Regions from separate parts of the Homo sapiens genome. Here region 2 is linked to region 1. Evidence: chromatin contacts called from ENCODE Hi-C or POLR2A ChIA-PET data. All regions are on one chromosome and are shown on one strand. The core of a region is the stretch at or near the end of the contact, and the rest is flanking DNA. Distances in the headings are between cores, read along the strand shown.

Region 1 (4,501 bases), core at 1,403-3,902:
CAGCTAATAGACATTTAATGAAATACTAAGAAAACGTGCTCTCCCAGTGAAGAGACCACATTTCATATTCCTTCCGAGTCATCTTACCACCATATATTTATATTTCTGGCTCTTTGTTAACTATATTTTAATCAATGTCCCTTAAAACCTTGCTACTCAAAATATGATCCAGGGACCAGCAGCATCAATATCACATGGAAGTTTGTTAGAAAAGCGGATTCCCAGGCCCTTCCCCAGGCCCTACTGAATCAGAATCTGCAATCCCCCAGTGTTTCACACTATAGCGTGAGAGCACTGACCCAAAAGAGCATGTGCATCTGACAAATCTATAATCGACAAAAAAAGGCAAACACTTTTGCATAGAAAATCCAAGTACAATGGTATATATGTAGGTATATGCAGTGATACTAATAAATGCCAGTATGCTTACTGAATGCCAAACCCTGTTATACGGTCATGACTCTTCACCGCAACACAGGACGTAGGTACCATCCTCCTCATTCTTTAGATGATGTACAGAAGCACAGAGAGCTTAAGTAACTTTTGCAAAATCACACAGTAAATCTGTGGAAGAGGCATGACTTGAACCCAGGCAATCCGACTTCGGAGGGCAGGTTTGTAACCATTATACTCTACCATTACATTCACCATTCCTCAACAGTGTGCACCTGTATTCAGGAAATGAAACAGTTGCTTTGGAATCTGAAAGATAAAGCTAGATTGCTATCAGGCCCATCATTTTAGTTCAGTAACATTTAGAAGCAGGGAACATTAAAGCTGGAGATCACAAAACTCTCAGAGAATGCCCTTAAGTATTTTCTGAGGACACTGAAGCTCAGAGAGGATGTGTGAAAACCAGTGGTTTTTCCAAAGGAGCAGAAAACTGGAGGCTATGATGTTTCCCATGATGTTTCCTGCCTCTTCTGTACCGCATCCTAATTCTTTCAGGGTTTGCTCTTCCAAAGATACTTCATACACATCAGATATCAAGTGACACCTTGTTCCTTTCTTAACTTGCATTCAAAATGTGAGAACAAAATCCTGTCATTTGCAATAGCATGGATAGAACTGAAGGACATTCTGTCAACTGAAATAAGCCAGGCATACAAAGACAAATATCACGTTTTCACTCACATGTGGGAGCTAAAAAAACCAAAATTGAACTCCTGAAGACTGAGAGTGAAATGCCGGTTGCCAGAGACTGGAAAGGGTAGTAGGGATGGGATTATAAAGTGAGGATGGTTAATGGGCAAAAAAATACAGTTAGAATGAATAAGATCAAGTGTTTGGTAGCACAATAGGGTGACTATAGCTAATAATAATTTATTGTATATTTTAAGAAAACTAAAAGAGTAGAAGCTGGGTGCGGTGGCTCACGCCTGTAAACCCAACACTTTAGGAGGCCAAGGCAGGTGGATCACTTGAGGTCAGGGGTTCAAGACCAGCCTGGCCAACATGGTGAAACCCCGTCTGTATTAAAAATACAAAAAATTAGTTGGGCATGGTGGCGTGAGCCTGTAATCCCAGCTACTCAGGAGGTTGAGGCAGGAGAATCCCTTGAACCTAGGAGGCAGAGGTTGCAGTGAGCTGAGATTGTGCCACTGCACTCCAGCCTGGGCAACAAGAGTGAAACTCCATCTCAAAAAAATAAATAAAGTAAAATAAAATAAAATAAAAGAGTAGCACTGGAATGTTCCTAATACAAAGAAATGCTAAAAACTTGAGGTGACGGATACCCCAGTTACCCAGATTTGATCATTACACACTGTATGTCTGTATCAAAATATCACATATACCTCATAAATATATACATCCATTATGTACTCATAATAATTAAAAATATACTTTTTAAAAATCTGAGAATATCAATCCTGCTTTATGTTATTTTGCATCCTATCTGAAACCTCCTCATTCAAAATGTTGTTGGTGGGGGGGTAGGTTGTGCTCACAAATAACACCTCAATATCCCTAATATTAAACACTGTAGCAAGTTATATTCAAACTATAATAGGAACTTCCAGGTGTCATAGCCAAAGAGCTCTTCCTGTGATTAAAATCGGTCTGCCAGCTAGCTATAGAGTGCTAATTAAGAGAGACTCTTCGTTTGGGCTCCAGAGTCATTTACCTGCTAAATCTTAGCTCCATGAATACATACGTAGATGAAAGGAGGGTAGAAGTCCAAGCGCAAATTAATGTAGCTACGGAATTTGTGCCATTTCATCTAAGATGCCTATTTTTAACCAAATGGTGCTTTCTGTCAACACTGAGCATCCCACAAGGATTCTCTGAAGCCCAGAATGTTTGCAGAACGCCAGGCGGGGTGTTCCTGGAACAGACTTCAGAAGCCTAAGGAGGTTGAAAACTTCCTGTTTAAAGTACAACTTCTGCTATAAAAGGCATGAAACAACTTTCCTTTGGAAGCCTGCCCCTTCTGGGGAGAGGCAAGATAAAATATGCCATTCCCTTAAAATGCCACCCTCATGACGCCAACCAATTCTTGATTAAACCAGCAGTGCCCTTTCCATAACCTCCGTTTCACAGGCAAAGAAGGAGCTCCAGATCCAACTCGCAAAGATTGCTGTGTCCCTTGTGAAGCATGTGGTGTCAACATAAATCACTTAATAATGGGAATGCTAGAGTGGGACCTGGTGACGCCCAAAGATCAAAAGCACAGTCAGGGCTGACCAAGCAGCCCCATCTCAGCCCACTCCTCCCAGAGCGCATGGTTGAGTGGCCCTGACGTGGGCTGGGGGGAGCTAGCAGCCTAGTCTCTCCCTGGAAAACAATGGAGTCAGCAGTCACAGATCAAACACCTTAAGAATTCACCCCAGTTCGGGGGCACTTACCTTGCACTGCCCAGACACACAGATGGCCGTGCCGTTCTGGTCACAGGGGGTGCCATCGATGACTTTCTCAGCTTGCCGTACATAGAAGCGGTAGCCCATTGCCTGGCAGTTCAACTCACATTTGCGATTGCCTTTTACTACCAAAGTAAAATGAAATAAAATAAAATAAAGATAAGGTATAAGCAATATCATCTCTGTGGAATCAGCACCTTTTTTCTTCCTATAATTTTTATTGAGAAAAATTTGTATAACACAAAATTAAGCATTTTAACCAACTATACAGTTCAATAAGTCTTCGTATATTCATAAGGTTGTGTGTCCAACCGCAACCATTATATAATTCCAGAACATTTCCATCAGCTCAAAAAGAAGCCCTGTGCCTGTGAGCTGTCATTTCAATTCCTCACTCCCCCTAGATCTTGGCAACCACCAATCTACTTTCTGTCTCTATTGATCTGCCTATTCTAGACATTTCATAATCACACACTTTTTAAAAGTGCATTAAAGTTATCAGCTCTCCCCATATTTGATGATAGAGGGAAGGGATTGTATCTTGATCTATTTGCATATAGTAGTGATACAGTGCTGAGTGAATATTATAAAGGAATTCTCAAAGACTCGCCATGCAAATAACAGATTCTACTTTTAGACATCCTCCCACGCTTTGCCATTGTCATAATTAATTACGTTGGTGCAAAAGTAACTGCACAATTACTTTTGCACCAACCTAAATATATTTCATATATCAGCAATCACAGTGAGCACATAATTTTTATGTTTACAAGTCTCACTCTGTAACCCAGGCTGGAGCGCAGTGGTGCAATCTTGGCTCACAGCAACCTCCGCCTCCCGGGTTCAAGTGATTCTCCTGCCTCAGCCTCCCAAGTAGCTGGGATTACAGGTAACTGCCAACACAGCCAGCTAATTTTGTGTGTGTGTGTGTGTGTATTTTTTAGTAGTGACAGGGTTTCACCATGTTGGCCAGGCCAGTCTTGAACTCCTGACCTCAAGTGATTCGCCCACCTCGGCCTCCCAAAGTGCTGGGATTACAGGCATGAGCCACCACACCTGGCCATATTCTGCTTTTTAAACTTAATATCTACGCAGTTATATCATCTGTATGCCTTTTTAAATGGCCGCAGCTTCCTGTAATAATTCCTCCATTATGAGGTATTTAAGTGGCTTCTCTGTCACTCTAGGTTGAAGTTCAAAGTCCTAAGCAAGGGATAAAACCTCTTTCAAGAGCGGAACCTCGCCTACCTTTATAGCCTCATTTCCTCCTGTTCTTCCTTAAATCCCATTCCTAAATACACAGTCTACACACAACTAAGCACTCCCTCTCTCTAGCCGTTGCTTAACTGTTCCTTCCCTCACTTGGCTGGCCTGCATTTGTACTTCGCTTGCATTTCCAGGTCACCTCCTCAGGAAGCCCTCCATGGATCTGGATCCCACCTCTACTTCTGCCCCCTCTCAGGTTGATGTGGCCTCCTCTATTTCAGGGTTAACCATGCTGTATTGCAGTGTGGTTTTGCGAGAATACAGGATGTCTCTGTCTTATTCACTTTTGTATCCCAGGAACCCAGCACAGAGCTTGGCGCATAGTAAATGCTAAACAAATCTCTGAGGAATGAAACAAGGGATGGATAAATGAATAT
Region 2 (4,501 bases), core at 917-3,416, 33 kb before region 1:
GTAGGATAAATTCTATAGCTGTATTAACTTGTCAGAAGGCATCAAAAGGAAGAGAGGTGGTCAGAGAAGTCTCTCCGAGGGTGACTCATTAGCTGAGTATTCAACAATTAGCCTGGCAAAGAGGAGGAAAGGGCTGGGCGTGGTGGCTCATGCCTGTAATCCTTGCACTTTGGGAAGCCAAGGTGGGAAGCCAAGGTGGCGGATCACGAGGTCAAGAGATCAAGACAATCCTGTCCAACATGGTGAAACCCTGTCTCTACTAAAAATACAAAAATTAGCTGGGCGAGGTGGCACATGCCTGTAGTCCCAGCTACTAGGGAGGCTGAGGCAGGAGAATTCCTTGAACCCAAGAGGTGGAGATTGCAGTGAGCCGTGATCGCATCACTGCACTCCAGCCTGGCGACAGAGTGAGATTCTGTCTCCAAAAAAAAAAAAAAAAAAAACAAAAAAAATGGAGGGAAGAGGGCAACAGAGGACACTGTTGTTTGCAAACCCACTGGGCACTTCCCCCTTCCTCCATGCTAACAGTGCCTTCGTTTTCATTCCTGTGTCCTTGTCTCCCCCGGCCCACTCCCCTGACTTCTTTAAATCCCTGTGCCAGTGACAGGCTACAGATGAGCATGAGACTCAGTTTTCACTACTAAGACAAAAGACAAGTTTTTCTTTGAGGGCTTCTAGAAACATGTCCCTGACTCTTAAAGAGCATGCACAAGAAAGAATAGGCTCCTCCTCCTGCTGGACTTCATGTCTTCCCGAGATGCTCAGATCTGTGGCAGACATCCTGAAAACTGGAGGGAAGTGACCCTGAGGAGGCCACACAGAGTTTGGCAGAGAGAAAAAATGAAGAGAAACTTGTCCTTGATGACACTACCGAATTGCTGCCATTAATCAGCCCTAGAACCACCAGACACCCATCTTTATGTGCTTAAACTCTTAGTGTTTAAGCCTTTGCATTGGATTTTCTGTTACCTGCAGCCAAAAATATCCTGCTATGTAAGGCATTCTAGGCAGAAGCAGCAGAATATACTAAAGCACTGAGAAAAATGACAAAAGATGACTTGTTTGGAAAACTAGAGGTATTCAAGACCAACGTATAAGGTAAGATAGTAGTGTGATAAAACAACACTGTAGAACTAAACAGAGACCTAAAGACCGTGGAGGAATTACTGGAAGTTTTACAGGAGAGTGACACATTTTGATTCCTATTTTACAAGACGACACTGGCAATTCTGTATAAGAAAGGGCAATGCTAAATAAAGGAAGACCATTAAAGTGGTTGCTATACTTATCTACACAACTAATGATGAAGGTTTAAAGAAAGGAAGTGATGGCGGGAAGAAGAACAAAGAACAAAGTAGAGAGAACTACTAAGGAGGTAGTTTCCTTGGGACAGTTTCACTATGGGATAGAGTCAGGGGATGGAAAGCGGAATTGATATTGACATTTATATTTCTGGCCTGGGTGATTAGTTAGATGTTGTTCATGGAGATACAGAAGAAAGTATCCAAAGTTATTTTCTTTTGGGAGAGTTGAAGGAAATAAATTCAGTCTTAATTATCTCAAGGTTTGAAGTCCCTGTTAGACAATTAGGCAGAGCGATCTTGCAACTGCATTTTGCTAAATGGTGTAAAACATGGACTCATCTCCACAATTAAGCTCAGCAAAATTTGTCCCATGCTTAATGCTTTGATGTACAAAAAAAGCAAAGCACATCGTAAGGATTTCATATCCCGTCATGGATAACATTTGAATTCTACAACCTTGAAAAGAACTTTCTGAGCCATTAGCCATGAAGATAAATCATCACCTCTTTCCAGTCAGCCAAAACAGTGGTCCTAACCAATGCTTTGAATTTCAGACTTGGGTACTCAGCTGTCTACTTTAGATCACAATTTGGAAATGATGGGAAGGATCATCTGAGAAAACAGAGAACCTCCTGTCAATCAAGATGACGGGGAACAGAACATTGACTTTGCTGGTGCTTCTGTAAATGTGACACATCTGCACTCTGAGGTTGTGAGATGAGGGGATATCCAGGTAACACCTGGTGAAGAATGAACATATGGTATGATATCAGCAGCTCCAGATGAACAGTGTTGCTCCCATGGTGATCTCATGACTGGTTAAATAATAGATGGATTTGTTCATTTGAACAAACATCTTTTGAGTAAGTATTATGCGCTGACTCACTGTGCTAGATAGTGGAGGATCAAAGATGAGTAAGACAAGGTTTGTTCCTAGTTTAGGATTTTTCTGTGCATCTGTGGGGAGGTAGATACGTAAATCAAAAAGGGCAATAAAGAATGATGGGTGTCTTAAAAGAGGTCTATTTGGGGCACGACAGGGAGAGGAAGCCACCCTCTCTGGGGACCAAGAGTAACAGCACTATAGAAGAAATGACACCGAAGCTGTGTCTTGCCAGGTGAACAGCTATTTGCCATGTGTACAGATAGGAAAAGGTATTCCCCATAGAAAAACAAGTAGGGACAGAGCCCAGAGGCATGGCCTATTCAGAGAGCTGTACGTGGTTTGGTATGGTTGGAATGTTTGCTTTAAGAATGGAGAGGTAGGCAGGGGCTAGATCATGGAACATACTGAATGCCATGCTAAGGAATTTGGACTTTTATCTGTGGACAATGGGGAGAGGTAGAGTGGGCACAGAGGCAGGGGAATAATTTATATTTTAGAATCCCTCTGACGGTAAAATGAAAGCTCACCTGAAAAAGAATAAGAAAAGGAAGGAAGACTAGTTAGTAGACCACTGCAATGGTCCAAAGAAGATGATGTGAAATGAAGCTCTTCTGAGACTTCAAGAATAAATAGAACTGGGTCACCAATGATCATGGAGAGGTGGGAATGAAGAAGGCATCCAGCTGGTCTGTCATGGGGACTCATTGAGTGGAGGTGTCACTCACCAAAATCAGAAACCCAAGAGCGTGCACAAGGGAGGAAGAAAATATAATGAGCTCAGGTTTAGTCACGTGCAGCGTGAGGTGCTGTGAGATGTGTGGGTAGAAATGGAAAGCAGTGAATTAGCAGATGAGTCTGGTGCTCAGGAGAGAGGCATGGGCTACAGACGACACATGGATTCTCTTGGTATATTTCTGTCTTCTGACTAAGAGTTACATTGACATGTGACTGGACAAGATTAACAATGACACCAGTGGCTGTAGAAGAGACGGCATCAGTCTGGGACTCTTCAGGTGGACCCCATGCTTTAGAATTCTCCACTGAGTTCTTCAGAATTTGTGATTTGCAATATCTTAGATGGAAGGGATCTAGCAGTGATCCTGTCCAAATCTGCACTTAGTGTAAACATCCCTTTTTGGCACCAGTTTCTCCAGCTTACCAGTTTGTCCACACTCAACCCAAATACCTCTCTGCGTGCCTGTCCACCCAGCAACCCACCATTCATCATGCATTTATTAAGCACTTGCACCGTTTTAACAGGGAAGGTGTTATAACAAGGAATAGGCCATTCATTGTGGGGAAGTTCTAGTTCTTAGGAACTTTTTTTTAAATGCAGACAAAAGGTCTATTAGATCAGAAAGGACCACCTCAGCCTTGGATAACCATGAGACAGACAGATTTTCCACTGAGAAGCAGCACCTATGCTTTAGCAGTGTGGCTGTCTTTACTTCTAGGATTTGCCTCAGGGCCTTTCTTAAAATGAAATGAGATAACATAAAACAGAAGCATTTGAAGAGTATTTGTTATGCACCTTTGCTTTAGTTTTGAAATTCTATTTTCCCATTGTGCTTTCATTCAATATAGAGCTTAACAGCTGAAGCAATGTATGTTGTAGAGGGAATGGGGTCAGGATACAGCTTTGAACATGCACCTTTTATGCTTTTCAAAAAGCGCAACGTGGAAATTTTTTAACGAGTGATCTGGGATGCTGCGGTTCTGCAAATGCCCAGCAGGGGGACCTGGAAGGGACAACATACAGGTTTGCTGTGTTTTTTGTTTTGTTTTGCCTCTGAACTTAACATGTATTTTCAAAGGGCTGTTTCAATGCTTCCTCTTTGCAAAATTCGATGTTCTCCCTCCTTACTCTAAATTCAGAAATACACTGTAGCTTCCAAACAACATCAGGTGGGGTGCTCATATATACATAGAGAGAGAGAGGGATCTGTTTTTCTTTTAATTACAGGTTGGACATCAGTCGATAGAAGCCAAGTTGGGTAAAAAGACCTGCAGAGAGAAAGGATAGCTTCACCTTTCGGTCACAAACAGCATTTATGAGCAACCAGAGCAACCCAGGGAGGCCAGAGAAGGGGAGAGCCTAGGCCAATCTCCCTAAAAAGGAATGCTTTGAATGTAAAAAGAAAAATCCTTAACATTTTTCCTCCTCCAACTTTGTATTTGGAAAGATTTCACACCTAAAGAAAAAGTTGCAAGAATAGTTCAACCAACATTCATGTACCCTTCACCTAGATTCAGTGAACATTTTGCCACACTTGTTTCACTGTCTCTCTGCTCCCCTCTTTCTCCCCCTTTC

What was found. A loop is a pair of places that touch in the nucleus more often than their neighbours do. ChIA-PET counts read pairs that join two places held with the same protein, here RNA polymerase II (POLR2A). Pooled maps may share reads with other maps.
Region 2: a loop to region 1 is called in a map of Calu3, with 12 times the contacts of the local background. The contact joins two enhancer-like sites. A Hi-C loop is called at or near these places in 1 of 168 maps with a recorded cell type or tissue (Calu3), 1 of 37 single-sample maps with no recorded cell type and 3 of 50 pooled maps. POLR2A ChIA-PET finds 5 or more read pairs at or near these places in 2 of 52 experiments (activated CD4-positive, alpha-beta T cell and activated T-cell).

What each region holds. Positions count from the first base shown.
Region 1 is chr15:71,410,169-71,414,669 of GRCh38, reverse strand. It overlaps THSD4 (thrombospondin type 1 domain containing 4), which reads right to left. Exons shown (of 18, transcript NM_024817.3): 7 at 2,847-2,983. Among named protein-coding and RNA genes, the nearest start is that of THSD4-AS1, 220 kb to the right of the region's middle. Within about 2 kb of position 2,652, at least 11 of the 41 ENCODE cell types and tissues checked have a DNase peak (open chromatin) inside an H3K27ac peak, as active enhancers do.
Region 2 is chr15:71,443,061-71,447,561 of GRCh38, reverse strand. The region is part of intron 7 of THSD4 (thrombospondin type 1 domain containing 4); the gene reads right to left. Among named protein-coding and RNA genes, the nearest start is that of THSD4-AS2, 250 kb to the left of the region's middle. Within about 2 kb of position 2,166, at least 3 of the 41 ENCODE cell types and tissues checked have a DNase peak (open chromatin) inside an H3K27ac peak, as active enhancers do.